Regions from separate parts of the Homo sapiens genome. Here region 2 is linked to region 1. A link is an interaction called in ENCODE POLR2A ChIA-PET data of the cell type or tissue named here. Cell type or tissue: OCI-LY7. All regions are shown on one strand. Each heading gives the region's core, and the rest is flanking DNA. Links, peaks and the distances in the headings are about the cores only.

Evidence for each region. ChIA-PET counts read pairs that join two places held together with the same protein. Peaks named below come from ENCODE experiments on the same cell type or tissue, not always from the same donor. Only the 100,000 strongest peaks of a DNase experiment are listed, where the experiment ranks them.
Region 2: POLR2A ChIA-PET joins it to region 1 with 12 read pairs; 3 of 35 experiments call an interaction of 5 or more read pairs at or near these places.

Annotation. Positions count from the first base shown.
Region 1 is chr2:38,982,014-38,993,548 of GRCh38, forward strand. It overlaps SOS1 (SOS Ras/Rac guanine nucleotide exchange factor 1), which reads right to left. Exons shown (of 23, transcript NM_005633.4): 21 at 7,257-7,301; 22 at 5,460-5,578; 23 at 1-4,302. The coding sequence ends at 3,811. Among named protein-coding and RNA genes, the nearest start is that of ARHGEF33, 98 kb to the left of the region's middle. In OCI-LY7, for the core only: no CTCF peak of the experiment used is centred there; no DNase peak of the experiment used is centred there.
Region 2 is chr2:38,871,568-38,881,166 of GRCh38, forward strand. It overlaps DHX57 (DExH-box helicase 57), which reads right to left and starts at 4,367. Exons shown (of 24, transcript NM_198963.3): 1 at 4,220-4,367. It overlaps MORN2 (MORN repeat containing 2), which reads left to right and starts at 4,409. Exons shown (of 5, transcript NM_001145450.3): 1 at 4,409-4,543; 2 at 8,612-8,662; 3 at 9,033-9,139. The coding sequence starts at 4,486. RefSeq lists an enhancer at 3,576-4,560. In OCI-LY7, for the core only: no CTCF peak of the experiment used is centred there; a DNase peak (open chromatin) is centred at 4,384; H3K4me3 peaks cover 2,323 bases.

The sequences.
Region 1 (11,535 bases), core at 1,948-9,947:
TCTGGCACAGGTGCGCTCTCCCTAAGCCACACCACATGTACCTTCCATCATCTGTTATGCATCTTGTTTCTTTGAGTGGTAGTCCAATGTGACCCACTGTTAGCTAATTTGCTTTATAATTCTGCAGCAATTGGCTACTTAATGCACTATTTTCATTAAAGGCAAAAGGGAAATTTGCTCACAGTCGACAGAAAATGCACTTTACGGTGTCAAAAATGGAAAATAAGGCATGGAATTTACTAAACAAGTTACAAGTGCTTTTGTTGTTTAGATTTATAATATAGACTTCATGCTTCTTAAGTAGAGCTCAAAATATTTCATTGGCTCATGTATAAGGGATTATGAAATAATCTTAAAAGTTAGTAATGAGATGTTTCAAAGAAGAAAAATATTGAATAAAGTCATCATGTTCCCTTATAAATAACTTTACTGCATAATTCTTTCAGCCAAACCAATATTAACCTTGTGATGTTTAGTTACTGGTAAAGATTAATGCAATACAACAGGACCTATACTTGCGTAGTCACACAATATATGTTAAAAGAATAAGTAAACCTATTCACAGCAGCAGAATACCAAGAAATAAATGGTTAAACTGTTTCTTTCTAAATCTGAAGGAACAAAAAGGTTTTCTTCAATATGTACAACACTAATAAATTGGGACACTCCTCCTATTTTGCTGAGTCACTTAAAAATCTGAATTTAAGCTGTCATATTAGAAGACAAACAATGAAATACAAGATTAAGCTAAACTTGAGAATTAAGATCATGACCATAAATACCAACTAATTTTTGGTTTACATAAGGTAATTTTTGATTTATGGAGGGAAAAAAACCTTTAAGAATTTAGAATCATAATATAGCCTCCAGCTGACATAGTAATTGTTCTCTGGGCTGTTGTTGACTGTAGTATTAGTGTGGCATGCTCTTTGTCAAATTCAGATCCATTAAAGCATCCTTGAGTTGTTAGAGAATAGTAACCTACTAAACATAATTTGATGCCCAACAACCTTTAATTAAGCGAACTCTCAATGTATGTTTCCTGATAATGTGTAGTCTTAAAATACATCAGCCTTGAAATATTTTCATTTCTAAAAGAAATGTTCCACATTTTGGAATGTGGTTAACAAAAAGTCATGCTGCATTTACCCCCTTGTAATGTCCAGGATTCAAAAGCAGAATTTTGTAATGATGCATTTATCTCCTCAGCCATTTCTGGTCCCTGATTAAATAGATTTTCATTACTACAAGGATAAATTTGTCAACTAGTTAATGTTTCATATTGAGAAGAAGGCAAGGATGCCATTTTCTCACCTCCACCTAAGGGCATCCAATTGGCATTTTTCTAATCAGTTACCACTGCAGAAAATATTTTTACCTAAATGTAACAGTTCAGAATAAAAATATCCTCCATCCACAATGCATGTAAAACTGTTGCACAGTGAAGTGGTCTCCTAGAACCATGGGGTAGAAGAATAGTTCCCTTTGGGAGAAATAGGATTAGAACTCCAAATCTGAATTTTTCCTCTTTATAGACTAGATAGGTTGAAAAGGGGTTATCACCTTATTGAAGGCTAACACATTAGCCGAAGACATACTGAAGGGGGTCCAATGTGACTTTTACCAGGTTCTCATTTGGAATGTGCCTGGGGCAATTAAAAAGAGAAGTAATCCATGAGACATAAAAAGAGAAATCTTAGGGACAATGAGGCTGGCCCAGTATAAAGTCCAGGGAGATTCTGGACTGTCTATCATGATTAGTTGTAGCGGCTCTAGTAAGTTGGCTCACATAAATACTGTTGAATGGATGGTCTTAGGGACACTTTGCATCCAAGAGGGGATTTGAAATTAATGTTTTAGGACGCTTTTCAAAGAGGAAATATTTTATAAAGAGAAGAATGGCTACCATCATAGGAATGGTACAGATATTGAGAAAGGATTCAATTCTAACAAATAAATAAGAAAATAGGATAGACTGCTTAATGATGGTGCAGTTAACATACCTTCTGGTCTTAAAGGACTACATACTGTACTATCGTGATGTACATTTTATGCTCTAATAAATATCATAGGAAATTATTAAAGTACTAGGTTCCCACCATGTTGCAGCACTTCTAAAAATGTCTCTAATGGTGTGGTTAACAGAATTGCTGAAATGTTGCTTCATTATTCAGAGGATACATGCAGATGCTGATGAACCAGATAAACTCTCTAAGGATGGAATACTGCACATTTCACAGACATTATAGTGGAGATTAATAAAATGTTTTCTCTTCAACAAGGTGCATGCATTTCAGTCACAGTATTTGTTAGACTCAGAAGAACAGTACATACGCTTTATGAATAATCCATATTATGATAGTAATGATGCAGGTAGATGTTCTATTATGAATAGTTTTGATAAAGCAGAAAACCTCAAGCAAGGTAGAATGTTCAATATAAACCTTAACAAACTGTATACTTGTTGCTTAGGAACTTAAAACTTACTTACAAAGTTCTGCTTAAAAGATACCCATCCTATTCTAACCAAGTATCTTCCTATATGCCAAGCTGTGACTTTAGATCATTCTTTAAGATTAATACATATATCCAGAACTAGAAACCAAGGCGTACCACAAAACGTGCTTTTATGTTTAGTGTTTTTGTGTGTTTTTCAACTAAAAGAAATAAGAATCAACCATTTTCTTCATATAATAATTTAATATATGCCAGCCAAACAAAGTATTTGTATCTTTATTCAATTAAATTAAAACAGACCTGCCAGGTATATTATATAACATTCACTATATACATATGATTTAGGCAATGCAAGATAATTCTAGATATGCTGATTACTCAACTATGTGTAAAACATGAGCGGTGTCAGTGATGCCCAGCAAGTGCTCCTTTTCACATTGGGTGCCTGCATTTCCATGGTATGGTTAGAGGGATAGCTACGAGCCATGACATGGACTACCAGTAAACTTCTGTGGGAGAAGGAGGGAAAATGACAATCTAGCATAGATGAACAGTCTCCTAAATGCAAATAGAATAGTTGACAGTTATTTTTTTTTAAAAAGTTCTTCTGTCATGTTAATGACACAAAACTTCTCTTTTTTGAAGGCAACACCACCACATTTTGTTTGGGTGTGTGGGGACAGGTGGGGGGAATGCTCTTAAAATTGGTACAATTATTCCTAAAACAACAACAACAACAAAAAAGTACCTCTTTGGTGAAGCCTCGGTACCCATTCAGTTCACCGTAATAATCTGTAAACAGGCCTGTAGTACAGTGCCGGGCCTTGATTTCAACAAGGTCAGGTACCACAGCCTTTCCTCACAGTCCTTTGAGTGATTTTTAAGAAAATATTCTAAAGTAGAAGAGTAAAGCAAAGGAAAACAAAGGAAGATATTAAGATCCCTGTTTAAGTTTTTTTTTTTAAAAGTGCATAATTTGAATTACAAAAACTGTCATGTGGGCCTGCTGGACACTAGACTGTGTTTTCCATCCCTTTAATGATCACTTCACAAAAGATCACTTCACAAAAAGAGGACTCCTGCCTATTGGCCAGAAAAAGTCCCTTTATGATTTTCAGGTGCAATCAGTTGTCCAATTCCTCTAGGTCGGTCTTTCCATATTCTAAACTGGAATACCATTTCCATTGTATAATTACATCTAGGTTAAAATTCATTGTCTTATACTGCATCTTGAAGAAGAGTCGTTAGTGTTTGGAGTTCTCATTTTAACTCCTCAGTGCTGGCACATTCAGTGCATCCATTGCCAGCAATGGATTTGGGGCTAGGAAAATATACATCCCAGTACAGAGGAACTCAGGAAGAATGGGCATTCTCCAACAGTGGTGGTCCATCTCTGTGCATGGATGGGTGTGTGTGCTCCCTTTTGTAAGTTTTTGGAGGGAGTTTAGGGATATGTTGAGAAGTGCTTTGTCGTGGAGGAACAGGCGGCCCAGCAATGGAATGAAGGTCCACTTCTTGTGTCAATGGTGGTGATGGCAGATGCCTTCTTGTGCCGTGAGGAGAAGGTGTTTGAGGAGGAGGTGGTGTAAAGGGGGAAGGGCTGTTTGGGAAGAAGGCATTGCCATGGTCACTTTTTTTGCCCAAAGGGGGAGGTTGGAGATGTAGTGGTGAGCTTGAGAAAACATCAGGTGTCCTCACAGGTTCTCGTGGTGGTAATAAGGGAGGGCTTTCAGGAGGGTCTGAGATAGAGGTCCGGTCTGATATTGAATATCGTGGTGAATAGGCTTTTGATGTGGGTTGCCTAGGAGGAATGGCTGGGGGACTGTCCAAATGCTTAGACATAATCTAACAAATGAAAAGAATAAAATACACATTTATTAATAAATTTATGAAGTATCATGACTATAAGAATTAAGTTGGGGTTTTCAAACATGCTATTGGCAGGATGCTAAGTGTGGAACAGGGAGTTTTGCCATATGTTTTCTTTTTAATTAAAAAAAAATTTTTTTTTTTGAGACAATGCCTTGCTCTATTGCCCAGACTGGAGTGCAGTGGTGCAATCATGGCTCACTGTAGCCTCAACTTCCTGGGCTCAAGTGATCCCCCGACCTCAGCATCCCAAGCAGCAAGGACCACTGGCATGTACCACCATGCCTGGCTAATTTTTTTCATTTTTTGTAGAGTCAAGGTCTTGCTCTGTTGCCAAGGCTGGCATATGTTTTAAATGGGAGGTTCTGTCAATTCATAGAAAAAAAAAGTTTGCCGTAGTTTTTACTTAAATTTTTTTCCTCAAAATTTTGTTTGCTACTGCTTGCTTAGCTTATCACTCAATCTAAGATCATTTCTAATTTAGCATAAAGTACCTATTTTATAATTTTAAGTTAACTATGTTAACATTCATGAAGTTCTACAAAGAGTGTCTTGTCTTGACTTATCCTGGTGCTCTGCACTCTGGACAGCTTAAGAACTAATGAATTAAGTTTAACAGCTGGCCAAAAAGAAAAAAACAAAATTAAATAAGTAGAAATAATAGCTATTTTGAGCCTTTGGGGTCTCTTCCAAACCCAGAATTTTCATGAAAACTCCATTTAAAAGTATGTCAGATTTACTATTAAGGGCTCAGATAAGTAAATTTTAGCATATGTCAAAATACAGTTTGACTTATAATGTGCCTTCATACAAAGCTTCAGGACTTTCTCTGTATGCTTTTAAAGAACTGCTTGAAACCAAATTCCTCTTACTTTACAGATTAAAACTTTTGTTTTTTTCTGAAAATAACCATAGCCTTAGGTTTACAAGGGTCTTGAATGCATACCAAAAAACTACCTTCAGAAGAAAGAAACATTACTGCATGCTAAATCTATATGTAATCCTTGTTTAAACTATTAAGCCTGTATACTCTGAAATGTTAACTTATCCTAGTGAGAACTAAACTAGACAGCCGTTTATTATAATGAACTGTAATGATTCCAATTTCTACACAACAAGATTTCTTACTTTACCTTAGATGGTGAAGATTCTGCTGGGGCAGATTCTGGTCGTCTTCGTGGAGGAACAGGAGGAGGGACAGGCACTTCATCAGTGCCTTTGGTTAAACTTATAGATGATACAGAAGCAGATCCTGTGGGATGTTAAATTTTTAAGAAAAAGTCCACAGGAATTTTATTTCATTTATTTACCTTGAAAAGTCTTAGCTGGAAATTGCTTATAATTAAAAGTAATGTGTAGAAATACCAAAAGCTGTTCAATAAACCAATACCGAATAGTATTTCATTAAAGCAAACTGCCATAAAAGCATGCAGACATTTTTTAGCAGAATATTTAGAAAAAAGCTGCCTAAGGTATTCTGTTATTTTGCCTGAACAAAATAACATTCCCATGGTTACTCTATTATTGAAATTTTTAATTGAGTCTGATTCTCAGATGTCTGGGAGACAGTGAGCTACTGAAAATCTTTGGAATGGTAATTTTTAGATTCTATAATGGGTTCATTTTTTTCTTTGACTTTATTAGAATTTATAGAACTTCCCCACCTTACTGGATAGTCCCTGGGAGTAGAGTGTGTGCTCTTAACCACTCTCTCCAATGTCTCTCCCTAGCATTTCTCTCAAAGGATGCAAGGGAAAGAATCATAGTGTCTAGGTGAGGGGCCTCTCCTCATTTTGTTTAGTTATAGGCTCCCCTTTGCCTGTAAGCAAAAAGAGGCTCATTATACTCTAAATCCAAAAATTTTAACGGTGATGGCACTATTCAAGACAACGGAGGCAGCCCTGACCATGAAAACAGAAATTACACTAAAATCTAGTGAATCTGATTTAAGAATAAGTTGGTGGACTGGCACAAAAAAAGTAAGTAAAGCTACTAATTAGAACCTCTCTTACAGACATTTATGGTAACAAGAACATAAGGTAGGCATATAAATACACTTTGGAAAACAACACTTAAGTTAGTTGTTTATACCTACTATAAAAAAAGATGTGAAAAAAATACTTAAACCATCATTCAAAATTATAGTTGGCAGTTTTTTTTCCCTTTAAGCATTAAGCTTTTTATTTTGTCACATGTTATAAAATATAGAACTTAAAAAGAGTACTTTGTGTACTGATATTATTTAAATGATCAACATTTTGATCACCTACCTTTTTTCTTAAGAATATAGTTAATTCAGCTTGTAACTAGTATTTTCCATTGTACATATTTTGAAATTGTATGAAAGGACAGCAAAAAAATATTAGCTTAAATAATTAAAATAATGGAATTTAGTGACTTGTTAGTTTACCTTACAATTAAAATGGAACTTTATTTTGTTTATCAGTATTTAGGCTATACTTTGAATAATTACAATTATAAGAAAGTTCTTCTAAAGTCAAAAGCAGTTGTCTATAATCTATCCTGCCATCAGGCTAAGTATATTTTGTGATTTAGAAACTGCATGTAGCTGCCAGCATTCCCATATGCGCATGCATGCTCTTGCCTTTTTTTTTTTTTCAAAGTTGAGCATTAAAATATACTTAGAACTCTATAGTTGGAAAAAAGAAATGGTTAAATGTGGAAGCCACTTATTTAATATGTTCTTTTAAGAGAGAAACAAGGTTTTATAAAAAGCATGAGAAATATATAAATTTAAGCAAATCACTTATGATCTAAAGATAGCACAAGTGAAGGCCTCACTTCTAGGATGTTGCAAGCAAGGTACCAATGCTGCCAGACCCAAGAAGAGTTTTAGCAGGAAAGGTTACACTTGGTTTGATTTTTAAAGCCAAAGCAAGAATTATGAGTCTTAAACCAAATATACTAACTTGGGCCATGGGGCAGAGTAACTTGGATAAAGACGGTATCATTGCCTGTGAAAGGAAACAAGAAAAAGTAGATTTTTTTCTTTCATTGATATATTCAACTCATCTGCAAAAATTTGTATTATGATGAAAATGTTATTGTCATTGTCGTTTTAAAGAATGCTGTAACAGTTTATAGTAAAACCTCATTACTACTTACTTTTGAGAAGAAAAAAATGATATCATATTGGGAATTTAAGATTCCTTTTAGCTTTACTTGATTTCATAATTATTAAATGAAAAACATTCATAAAAAAATCGTATATTACTGAAAGACTTTTTAAAATGTAGAAACCCAATTCAAGCAAAAAGTTCAGCTGGATGTATATAAATATGCCATTTAGTAAATATTATTTTGAAAACTCAAACTTGTGAAACAAGTAATAAGTTTATTTTATGTAAGTTGAAAAATAAAAAAGTTACTAATTATATGTCTTTCAAAAATGTTCTTGGGGCATATATTCTCATCACAAAATAACTAGCACTTTGGATATAAAACAAGCTTGAAATTGATACAGGGTTTTTCCTTTTATAGTCATAAACATTTTTTTTAAAGTCATTAAACATTTGGTGCCTAGACTCATTTTACATAGGAAATTCTGATAAATTTAAATTTAGAAAGTCTAATTTCAACAATATTAATTATTTTAAGGAAAAAACTGAAAATCAAAAGCGAAAGCCCCAAGAGCATTAAAGTAGGAAAATTGAGACAAAAAGCTAGGTGATCTATACTGATTCTAAATCAATATAGTTGTTTGTTTGTACAGTGTCTCATATTAACAACAGATGGAACAGATAACGTTATAACATCCAAGAGACTAAAATAATACTAGACTGTGGTAATTTTTTTTAAATTCAGATTTCGTTTTTTTTTTTTTGCACAATAGGCAATCCCTCACATAATTTGGAATATTAAGTTTATTCAAGCATATTTGGTCAGAAGGAGGGTGATCTCACATTCCAGATTTCTAGGCAGCCCTAATTTCAAATAATCTGTCCCATTATCTGATTTCCGTATGTACTGATATTTATTTGGAACCTATGATTCCTAAGTGTAGCAATCCAGCTAATTCTAATATTACCTTTCAGAAGATTAAAATTCATTTTTCTACTCTGAAATTACATGAAGCTGTTGCTCTGCCGATGATTTTCTTCCCTATTAGCCACCTATAATTGAAGATTGCCTGGTTGTAAAAGGGAGCCAGAGATCTGACGTAATAGAGATTAAAGGAGTATCTAGCTCTAGCGTTTACCCTACTTATATATGTCCCACTTTTCCTGGAAAAGAAATAAACATATCTCCTGGAGATATGCCTCAAGAACATGATAGTACACTTAATACAATACAGGAATAGGAGTAAAATCAAAACACAAGCTCATGACTGTTACAACTATAGTCTTTAATTGTACATATGCATGCACACTTGTGTACACAGATGTAAACTTGGCTTTGAGTATATTTATATATAGCACAGGCTTAGACTCATGCATTTGGTAAATTTGGGGCACTAGTTGTCTTATTGCCTGGAAAATACTATAGAAATTCTTTTAGAATTTTACATGCACTAATCAAGAAATATATGCTAGAAATTCTTGTCAGTTAGATACTGAGTAAATTTACTGATAATGACTTAGAAGTGAAATCTAATTAATTTAAAAAACAGTATTAATTTATTAAGCATAATCCCAGATGACAGACAAATGGTCCTCAATCTTGGCTGTACATTAGAATCCTATGGGAAGTTTTTAAAAAATACTGATACCAGGTACCAATGCCAGTCTAGTGTGGGCTGGGCCTACATATTTTTTTTAAGCTCCTCAACAGATGATACTATACAGTCAGGGTTGAAACCACTCTTAAAGATACTCCCCAGTTTATAAAGGAGTCATTCTTGATAGAAACAAGCATTTTTCTATAGAAAAAAAAAAAAAGATATGATAGATAACTTCTTAAACTCACAAAAGCCTGGTAAATGCAAATATATTTGGGATTAGAAACTCATCACCTACAGCAATCTTCCAGGAGGAAAAGCCTTGCGTTATCAGCTTGACATACTTGTAATACATTCTTTTTGTTGTTAAAGAGTCCCCTAAGGGATGGAAATGGAGAAGTCAGACCTCTGACTCCCTTTTATGACCAGGCAATCTTCAAACAGGAAGGTAAAAAGAGCATTTCATCATTTTCTCCTCTCTATTATAGCAGCAGAAACAAGTAGTGAGCCAGTGGTCTTTTCTCTTTTCTCAGCAACTGTCGTCATCACCTCAAAGGTGGACCTGGCCAGGGCAAGGTGTGGAGCAGGGCTTTGAATGTATGTGTGGCAGCACTAAGTACGTGGCCACTTCTCTGCCCTGTCTTTGCCACAACGCTTTCCATGACCACTCTTGCTCATTCTGAGGTCATCTTTCTATAAGCTTCTCCAGTATTTATGTCTTTACCACTATTTTTAGCGTTTAACTGTGAATCTCTTTGCACTATGATTATTTTTAATCTCTCAGTAAGACTGCAAGCTTTCCCAGTGAAGACGTGTAAGTGTTTAGCAAGGAATAAGATATGCAGCAGATACTGGCTGAAATAATTAATTATAGGTTTTTAAAAGTAGATTATTTTGGGAAAAAACCGTAAGAGTAAAAAAAGAATAGTATAGTATTATAACTGATAAAAAAAAATTCTAGTCAAACTCTGCCTTTTGAAAAACTTAAACAATGGAACTTTGTACTGCTTTGAGTGGAATATGTTGGGATGACATATGACTGCAGTCAAGGCAGTTCTTTTCTGCCAGGCCCTGAGGGAAACAAGGAAATAGGTATTCACTCTGGTGGCAAAACAGTGGGTAGCAAGTTGGAGGCTCTGGGTGATCCTCTGGCACTCGCACATCTGTTAGTTAGGCAAAAGTGAAGACAAAAGCATGTGGAGAAGACCTTTAATACACAAAAGCAACTGATAGGTTTTAAGGGATTAGCAGAACACATGGATGGCTTTATATTACACTGGTTTATTTGATTTCAAAATCAGTTATTTTCAGTTTTTAACCAAAAACAAAGGGAGTAGTAATAGGGTTTTTCTTTATCATAAACAAAGAGAAATTGAGAAAACCCTCAAGTCTAAGATTACAAAGCCTAACTCCTGAAACAATGTTTTCTCCACCTGTCCAGCTGTTTAAGTGAAATACTGTTAACTTAATGCTATTATAACTGTTTATAACAAAGCAGGATCCAGAGCACTGCATTCTAGAATGATTTCTTCTTCGCTGCTTAGCTAGTCATTTAAAGATTCAGCACTAGTAGAGAACTTAATATGCTTATCTCCTGTTTTTTCCACCACTTTCATTTTTAGCTACTTAAACAAAGAGAAGTAGAATTTGCAACTGATGGCTTTTATGTGGTTTCAATAGTTCACTTATTTGAGAATCCTTAATGATACAGGCCTATAGCTGTCTGCTCTAGGGAAAAAATCCTGCAAACAGTTAAATGGGTCAGAATAAATAATGATTTTAAGTCAGATATACTGAAAAGGTGCTGGTTTCATTTCATTACTTAATTTAGGGGGTTGGCAAGCTGGGGAGAATAAATGGGAATCTTTTTTTACTTGGTGTCTATTTGAACTTATCAAAAATATCTGACAGCTTACTATGTGTATCACATGACTCCATGGCGGGGCACAGTGGCTCATCTATAACCCCAGCACTTTGGAAGGTTAAGGCAGGAGGTTTGTTTGAGGCCAGAAGTTTGAGATCAGCCTTGGCAACACAGCGAGACCCTATCTCTACCAAAAATTTTATAAAATTAAAAAAAAAAAAAAGACTCCATGACCTTCAGTCACCAAATAATGCCAAGTCATAGTATTCTCAAGACAAATACACTTTATTTATTTTGAGACAGGGTCTCACTCTGTTGCCCAGGCTGGAGTGCAGTGGCATGATCACAGCTCATTGCAGCCTCACACTCCTGAGCTCAAGCAATCCTCCCACTTCAGCCTCCCAAGTAGCTGGGACTACAGGTGCACACCTCTCCTCTCAGCTAATTTTTTTATTTTTTAGGAGAGATGGGGTCTCGCTGTGTTGCCCAGGCTGGTCTCAAAGTCCTGGCCTCAAGTGATTTTCCCACCTTGGCCTTCCAAAGTGTTGAAATTACAGGTGTGAGACACCATGCCCAGCCCAAATATACTTTAGATGGCCCAAAGACAACAAAGACTACTGGGTAACTACAGACGTATGTATACTACAGGAATAAACAAATAGGATTC
Region 2 (9,599 bases), core at 1-8,000, 110 kb before region 1:
TCATGGTAATGGAGGCTGGGAAGTCCAAGAGCATGATGCTGGCATCTGCGTAGTGTCATCTCATGGTGGAAGATGGAAGGCAGAAGTGGGCACGATACAGAGAGAGGTACCAGCTGCCAGACTTATTTTATAATAACTCATTCTTTTTTTTTTTTTTTTGAGACAGTCTCACTCTGTTGCCCCAGCTGGAGTGCAGTAGCGTGGTCTCAGCTTACTGCAAGGTCTGCCTCCCTGGTTCATGCCATTCTTCCACCTCAGCCTCTGGAGTAGCCGGGACTACAGGTGACCGCCGCCGGCTAAGTTTTTGTTTTTTTGTATTTTTAGTAGAGACAGGGTTTCACCATGTTAGCCAGGATGGTCTCGATCTCTTGACCTTGTGATCCGCCTGCCTCGGCCTCCCAAAGTGCTGGGATTACAGGCGTGAGCCACCGCGCCCGGCCTAATAACTCATTCTTGCTATAACTAACCCACTCCCATGCTAGTGACATTAAACCATTAATAAGGGCTCTGCCCTCATGATCGAATTACCTGTTATTAGGCCCCATCTCCTAACACTGTTGCATTGGAAATTAAATGTCTAATACATGAACTTTGGGGGTAAACATTCAAACCATAGCAATATTGCTGGAATTAAGCTAATATAAATCTGAAGTTGTTCATAAACCCCAAAGCAATCACAAAAATACTACATTAGAAAATATTCACTTAATGACTAAATGCAAATGAAAGCATAAAGTAAGAACAGAAGAAAAAATAGACATTGAGAAATACAGACATCCAAAAGTAGAATAGAGTTAGATGTAATTCTCAGTATATAGACAATAAAAATAAATGTGAGAGAATAAAGCAGTCCAATCAAAAGACAGAGATTGTCAGACTTGATTAACAAACAGGATCCAAATATATTCTGTCTGCAGGAGAGGCACTTTAAATTCAAAGACACAATAAATGAAAAGTAAAAGGATGGAAAAAGATGATCTTGCAAACAGCAACTACAAGAAAGGTGGAGTGGCTATGTTAATAGCTTACAAAACAGACTTTAAAGCAAAAAATATTACTAGAGATAGGGATATTTCTTAATGATAAAAGGGTTAATCTGCCAGGAAATGATAACAATTAAAAACACATATGTACCTAATAATAAGGCACCAAAATACACAAAGCAACAACTGACAGAAATGAAGGGAGAATTAGACAATTCAATAATAATAGTAGGAGACTACAGTACCTCACTTTTAATGGTAGAACAACTAGACAGAGGATCAACAAGGAAATAAAAGACTTGAACAACACTCTAACCAACTAGACCTAATAGGTGTCTATAGAACACTCCACCCAACAACGAACTATACATACTTCTGAAGTACACATGAAACATTTTCCAGGATATAGACCATACTAGGTGATAAAAGAAACCTCAATACATTTTTTTTTTTTTAAGACAGAGTCTTGCTCTGTCGCCCAGGCTGGAGTGCAGTGGCACAATCTTGGCTCACAGCAACCTCCGCCTCCCAGGTTCAAGCGATTCTCCTGCCTCAGCCTCCCGAGTAGCTGGGACTACAGGCACCCGCCACCATGCTCCCTGACTAATTTTTGTATTTTTAGTAGAGATGGTGTTTCACCATGTTGGTCAGGCTGGTCTCGAATTCCTGACCTCAGGTGATCTGTCCACCTTGGCCTCCCAAAGTGCAGGGATTACAGGCGTGAGCCACTGTGCCCAGCCATAAACCTCAATAAATGTAAAAAGAAAGAAATAATATGAACTATGTTCTCCAACCAAAATGGAATTAGAAATCAAAAGCTAGAAAAAATTTGGGAAACTCACAAATATGTGTATATTAAACTAGGTCTTCCTAGGTATTCCTTTCTTCAAAATTGCTGATGATTATACATATGTATTCAGAGTTTATCTTAAGTTTGTCTCTCCTTTCTACTCCCAGAAAGCTCTTTGAAAACAAGACTATGTCTATTTTGATTACCACTGTACCCTTAACACAGTGTCTAGCATATGGTAGGAATTCAGTATCTATTTGTGGAATGAATGATTGAAGGTTGAAAAAATGACTTATGTGGGAATGGAGATTTGTTCATCTATTTATTCATTCCACAAATATTTATTGAGCACTTATTATGTGCCAGATCCTGGGGATATAACAGCAAAAAAGACAAAATTTCTGCTTCATGAAGCTTACCTTCTAGAGGGTAACACAGACATTAAACAAATAGATATATATTATAACTTAAGTGCTATCAAGGAAAAAAAACCCCCGAGGCAGTTATTTTAGATAGAGTGGTTGGGTAAGGCCTCTTTGAGATTTTAAAGGACATCCGGAAGAAATTGACAGAATGAGCCATGAAATAGTCATCCCTCGGTATACACAGGGGATTGGTTCCAGAACCCCCATGTATACCAAAATCCACGGATACTCAAGTTCTCCAGTCAGCCCTGTAGAACCTGCATAGAGGAAAAGTTGGCCCTCTGTATGTGGGTTTTGCATTCCAGGAATACTGTCTTTTCTTTTTTCTTTCTTTCTTTTTTTTTGAGACTGGATCTTGCTCTATCACCCAGGCTGCAGTGCAGTGGTACGATCATAGCTTACTGCAGCCTCGATCTCCTAGGCTCAAGCAATCCTCCTGCCTCAGCCTCCTGAATAGCTGGGACCACAGGTGCACCACCACACCCAGCTACTTTAAACATTTTTTAGTAGAAATGAGGTTTCGCTTTGCTGCCCAAGCTGGTCTCGTACTCCTGAGCTCAAGCAATCGTCTCACCTTGGCCTCCCAAAGTGCTGAGATTACCGGCATGAGCCACTGTGCCTAGTTGAAATACTGTATTTTTTTTTTTTTTTTTTTTTTTTTTGAGACAGAGTCTCACTCTGTCGCCCAGGCTGGAGTGCACTGGCGCAGTCTCAGCTCACTGCAACCTCCACCTCCCGGGTTCACGCCATTCTCCTGCCTCAGCCTCCTGAGTAGCTGGGACTACAGGCACCCGCCACCATGCCCGGCTAATTTTTTGTATTTTTAGTAGAGACAGGGTTTCACCGTGTTAGCCAGGATGGTCTCGATCTCCTGACCTCGTGATCCGCCCGCCTCGGCCTCCCACAGTGCTGGGATTACAGGCGTGAGCCACCGCGCCCGACCTGAAATACTGTATTTTCAATCTGTGTTGGGTTGGGAAAAATCCACCTGTAAGTGGAGCCGGGTAGTTCATACCCATGTTGTTCAAACGTCAACTTTACTCACAAAAATGTAGAGTCATTAAAATCTTAACAGGCAAGAAAAATAACAGGTCAAACTGAATTCTGTAAGGTTGTGCACCAATAATTACCTATTATTTCTAAAATTTAGGGAAATGAAATAACAAATCAGTTAGATTAGAACTTCATCTCAAAAACCATGCAGCCCAGGTAAATTTGTGTACTGAGAAACATTAGGAAAAAGCAAGAGGATACTTACGCTGAATCAAAACAAGTTGTCTCACACCAACCCAGAAAATGTTACTTTTACAACTAGATCTGAGATATGCGCTTAACATTTTAAACGAAGATTTACTGACTGTAATGGTGTCCAATACCACTCTCCCAGAGTTTTCAAGGGAATAGGAATTAGGTTGTATAATCCACGTGGTTAGATTCCACTATCTATTCCATCTAGCCCGGGAAGACTCCAACTATCTTTCTTCACCATGGATACAGGGACCTAAGTTTGGCTGTAAGAGTATTCTTTGTTTGATAGCCAAGGCACTGAAAAGTGACTACACACTACTCTCCTCCCAGGCAGATCTCTGACTGATCACAATATATCCAGCTCCATCCAGATATCCAGATCTCGTATCCTTTTTCGAACTCACATCGTCCCCACCCTTCTCCCCAAAAAAGCCACACAGACGGAGTCAGAGAACGGAGCCTGATCCCTTCAATCAACCCCTTAGCCTGCTCCAAGACTGAATTTCACGCCCCGCCCCCCCCGGCCCCAACCTGCAGTTTGAGCGTGGACAACCTCAGCGGCAGAGCCCGCCTTGGTTCGGTATCAGGGCCTGGGATCCTGCTGGTCCAGATTCACCGGCCCCAGGCAGACTGGATGAAACACACTGGGCCGCGATGCTCGTCAGATCCCGACCACTCCTGGAGCAGGAGGCGGCAGACACACTGACAAACAGGGTGACGCGCACACCGTGCGCACAACGCGCATCACTTGTCCGCAGAAGTGGAAGACGTACCTGGCTCGCAGAGTTGGGTCCCGAGCCGGCTGTCGGGAGGTGCTGCCCAAGGGTCAGAGGTCCAAACTGGACTTGGCCACCCTCACGATTCTCACTTGGAGCAGCCCTGCGGTGGCCCAGCTGCAGCGGCACAGTCCCGGCGCCTTCTGATTGGCTCAGCTACAGCCCCTCGCGTATTCGCTTCCGGGTGAGAGGTGCCCGGTCGCCCCAGCAACCAAGTCGCACCTGGAGCTGTCCTAGCGCCTAGTTCTCTCCCGGCCGCAGAGCTGGCCGCCCAGGGGGAGTCGCAGAGTTTGGAAGATCTCTCTAACACCTCTCGGCCAAGTGAGTGTCCCTCCTCCTAACGACCCGGGCAGAGAAGAGCTCCTTTAAGTCGAACTAGCGTGGAGTCAGAACCTGCTTGGCTCCCGGTAACTCCTGTGGGGGTGTGATATATTTCCTGACCGTCTAGCCGAGGGGCACGGGGGAACCCCTGGTCTGGGAATCTAGCTCTGATTCTGTTGTTAATTCGCTGTTGAGACACCCGAGGCGCGTGCCAACCTCCCTGGGCCTCAGTTTCCGCTATGGTGCCGGGTGGTCTCTGTGAGGTTCCCTCTAGCTCTGACGTTCCCAAGTTTCGAATGTAGAACATTTTAGCGGCAATTGAAAACAGTCCAGTTTCTGATATGATTACGTTTAATGCTCTGCTTCATAGGCACTTAACGATTCCTTCCGAAGTGCCCTTCATTCACTAGACGTTCTGTTACTATTAGTACTAAACACGGAGTCGGACAGTGGGGTGAGAAGAGATTTGACTAATCTGCCATCCGTGTCCTGGAGGAACTGGGTGGGATAGGGGATCCCGATACAAAAGCATGGTTTTAATAGAACCTTAAGTACTACAGTAGGAATAGGCCCAGAGTGCCGTGGGGGTTCCTGAAGGAGTCTGAGGTTGACAAGTAATGAGAAGAAAGGCTTTGTGGGAGAGCTCATACCTGAGCTGGGGCTACAAGAATACAATAGCTAATATTTACAGAGTTTAGACACTGGGCTAAGTGCTTTAACTAGATTAGCTCATTTACTTGATTTGCCCCATCTAAGGATGAGGAAACTGAGGCATAAGATAATTATTTGTCCAAGGTCAGAGAAAATGGTGGAGTCTGGATGCAAAGGTAGGTAGTCCGATGCCAGAGCATGAACCCCTAACTACTACACTCTATTTTGCCAACTCTTGAGGATGAATAGCAGTTAACCAGGTAAAGAAGAGAAGGGTGTTCCACCCAGAGTACGGCATGGCATCTGTGGGAAACTACAAGCAGATCTGGTAATCTAGTTAGTTATCATTAGTTAAACACTTAGAAAGTAGCTCTGACGCCTGTAGTTCCAGCTACTTGGGAGGCTGAGGCAGGAGAATGGCGTGAACCCGGGAGGCGGAGGTTGCAGTGAGACGAGATCAAGCCACTGCACTCCAGCCTGGGCGACAGAGCGAGACTCCGTCTCAAAAATAAATAAATAAATAAATAAATTAAATTAAATTAAATTAAATTAAAAAATAAAAAAGAAAGAAAGTAGCTCTGTGTCCCTGCTCTCTTGGAATTTCACATCTTGCAGACATGTAAATAACTAATTAATGAGCACACATGGCAATTTCTGTATACCACCATACTTCACCCTTTATCCACAACCAAATCTTAGAAATTATGGGGAAAAAATAAGCAAACATAACTAAATTCAGATTTTTCTAAGATTTAGTGTTAATTAGTGTCTATATTTAACCCCTAAACGAGATCAGAATTCTAGCAAGATTGCTCTCTATCCTCCACACCATTTCCATATTGATATTACCTGAGTTTTAGTTACAGATTCTTTTTTTTTCTTTTTGAGTTTTTAATTTTGGTGTAGATGGAATCTCACTATGTTGCCCAGGCTGGTCTCAAACTCCTGGGCTCAAGCAGTCCTCCCACCTCACCCACCCAAAGCGTTGGGATTACAGGCATGAGCCACCAGATTCTATTTTTAAAACTTAATTTTTTTTATTTTATTATTTTTTTAAGACAGAGTCTTGCTGTCTCACCCAGGCTGGAGGGCAGGGTGTGATCGGACTCACTGCAGCCTTCACTTCCTGGGCTCAAGCGATCCTCCCACCTCAGCCCCCAAGTAGCATGGACAACAAGCATGCAACACCACACCCAGCTAATTCTTGTATTTTTTGTGGAGAATGGGTTTCACCATGTTGCCCAGGCTGGTCTCGAACTCCTAGGCTCAAGCAACCCACCCTCCTCAGCCTCCCGAAGTGCTGGGATTCCAGGCATGAGCCAGTAATTCATCCTACCAGCGTGCCTGCCAGTTTCCATGATTTTAGATTGATAGTTTCGTTGGATGTAGAATATTAGGTTGAAAATAATTTTGTCTCGGAATTTTAAAGACATAGTGCCATTTTTTTTTAGAATCCACTGTTGCTAATGTCAGTCCTTTGTAGTTTATTGTAGGTAATCTGGTTTTTGTTTGCTTGTTTTTAACTAGCCTAGCTGGCCTTTGGTCTTTATGTCATGAAATTGTACTGTAACCTGTCTAGGTGTGGGATTTTGCTTAGTTCCCATTTGTAGTCCAAGCAGTCATTTTCTTCAGTTCTGAGAAAAATTTGGCTATTTATTCAAATATCCCTTATTCTTTCCCTCTGGAATTCTTATTAGACTGACAGTAGCCTTTTGGATCCACTTTCCATCATTTTAAAATTCTTTGTGCTACTTTCTTTTTTTTTAATTAAAAAATTTTTTTTCCAGCCATCTCACTCACACTTTGTGCTACTTTCTAAGCACATTTTTCAACCTAATGTTCCAGTTCACTAATTTGTTTTCAATTGTATCTATTCTGCTTTTCATCCCTTCTAAGAAGTTTTATTTCACCAATTATATTATTCATTTCCTGGATTGCTAATTGTTTTTTGTTTTTTGTAATCACCTGTTCCTATTTCAAGGATACTAATACTCTCCCTTTCTCTCTGAGGATGTTACAGTTTAAGTCCTCTACCTATTGTGTTAACTCTGTTTCCTCAGTGATGAGCCTCCAAGCCTTTCTCAAGTGGTACCTAAATTAATTTTTAAATTCCCTTGCCCCACCCGTAAAGACTGATTCAGTAGATGTGGGGTAGAGAGAAGAAACTTAGAAGCATCTCAGGTGATTCTGAAGGATGGGCCTGCATACCGTCTCTACATAAGTTTTCTTCAGTATCGGAAAATACAGTTTCTAGTTTTAGTCCAGTAAGTGTCCAGGGATCTGAGGCCCAGAGTCCCCCTCAGTCTTGCGGTCCTCTTTCTTCCTTTTTCACTTGGTCTCCATTCCAGTCTCATTCTGTGTGGACCTACCAGCCCTTCCCCACTTGCTATCTTTATTTTCCATTTCTTCCTATTGCCAATTTAAAGATTCCTCACTCCACCTTACCTCTGTGGGACAATCAGTAAATCATATGGGCTACCAAAGAGAAATAAAAACATATCCACACAAAAATCTGTACACCAATTTTTTTTTTACTCCTAGGAAGCTGTATGTTTTGAAAATGTACATCAGTGTTTATAGCAGTATTATTCATAATGGCCTCAAACTGGAAACAACCTACATGTCCATGAACTGATGAATGAATAAACAAAATATGCTGTTTCTGTACAACATATTTATACAATATACTTGGCTATAAAAAGGAATGAAGTACTGATACACGATGCAACATGGATGAGCCTTGGAAACATTAAGTGAAACGAGCCAGACATAAAGGACCACATATTATATGATTTCATTTATAAGAAATGTCCAGAATAGGCAAATCCCTGAGGCAGAAAGTAGATTAGTGGTTGCCAGGGGTTTGGGGTTGTGGGGTGAGGGGTGTTTGAGGGGAATCATAATGGGTAACTGCTAATGTGTACAGAGTTTCTTTCTGGGATGATTAAAATATTCTAAAATTAGATTGTGATGATAGTTGCACAACTCTGAATATACTAAAAAAATCAAATTGTATTTTTTTAAAGGGTAGATTTTGTGGTGTGTGAATTATATATTAATAAAGCTATCATAATAAATAAATTTTAAAAGAGATCATCTAGGCAAAATTGTTTATTTCCCCGGGACCCTACATTAGACAATGGAAATACCAAGTAATCATGATATGATGTGATCTTGAGAAGTAAGTCCATTTGGATAGTGCTGAAAGCACATTGGGTATAGGTCTTATGACATAAGAATGTTTACACTTGGTTGGGTGTGGTGGCTCACATTTGCATCCCCAGCACTTTGGGAGGCTGAGGCGGGAGGATCGCTTGAGCCCAGGAGTTTGAGACTGGCCTGGGCAATGTAGTGAAACCTTGCCTCTATCGAAAAAAAAGTAAACTTATGTCACTGTTTTTAAATCTTTTAAAACAGCTTCAGAAGTGTATAAGATCAGCTTTATCTTTCCAAATGGAGACAAGTATGGTAAGTATACGCTTCAATTACTTTTTCTGTATAGAAAATTAAATAGCTTAGGAATAAAAAACTGAGACTGTTAAATTTTATAAAACTACTATTAGGATATTAACTTTATTAACTAAAATAACAGAAATCCTAATAGATAAAGAGCTTTTAAAATCAAAATTCCAATGCCTTGGAAACCTATGGGATCTGTCAATCTTCCTGGCCCTTGAGTCTCAATTGTTACAAGATGTTCTGTGTCCATGGATTTTCTCATCTCTGGTCTCACTGGTTTCAGTGCTAGGGAGCCAAAGAAACCCATGAGGTGTAGTTGCGATTAGGCCCAGACATAACTATTCTCATTTATAATCTTCAGTTTTTCTCCTCTGTTTAGATGGTGACTGTACAAGAACATCTTCTGGAATCTACGAGAGAAATGGAATAGGTATTCATACCACTCCTAATGGGATTGTCTACACAGGAAGCTGGAAAGATGACAAGGTATTATTGTTGTTTTTAATATTGGCAGTGGATAAATAACCCTGTAGGTTTAGTGATTCCAGGCATTTCACCATTAATCAAAAACTCCTATAATGAGTAGACTATATAATAAAAATAACAAATGATCATATTAACATATATTAACTTATGAGTAATATTAAACTCACTGTAGAAAGCTAATCATCGTTACTTTCTTTCTCATCTCCTATTCATTGAGTAAAGCTGAATCCGTTACATAATTTTCTCATTTAATCCTCATAATAACCTCATGAGATAGGTACCATTAATACTCTATTTTACAAATGAGGAAAATCAGGCTCAGGTTTCTTGCCCAGCTAGTAAATGATAAAACAGGAAAGTATACCCTGGTCTGCTCAAATCCAAATTTGAATTCTTAACAACTACTTTGTACTGGTTTCCTGAACTAACTAAACTGGTTGCCCTTTAAGATTTCTGATAC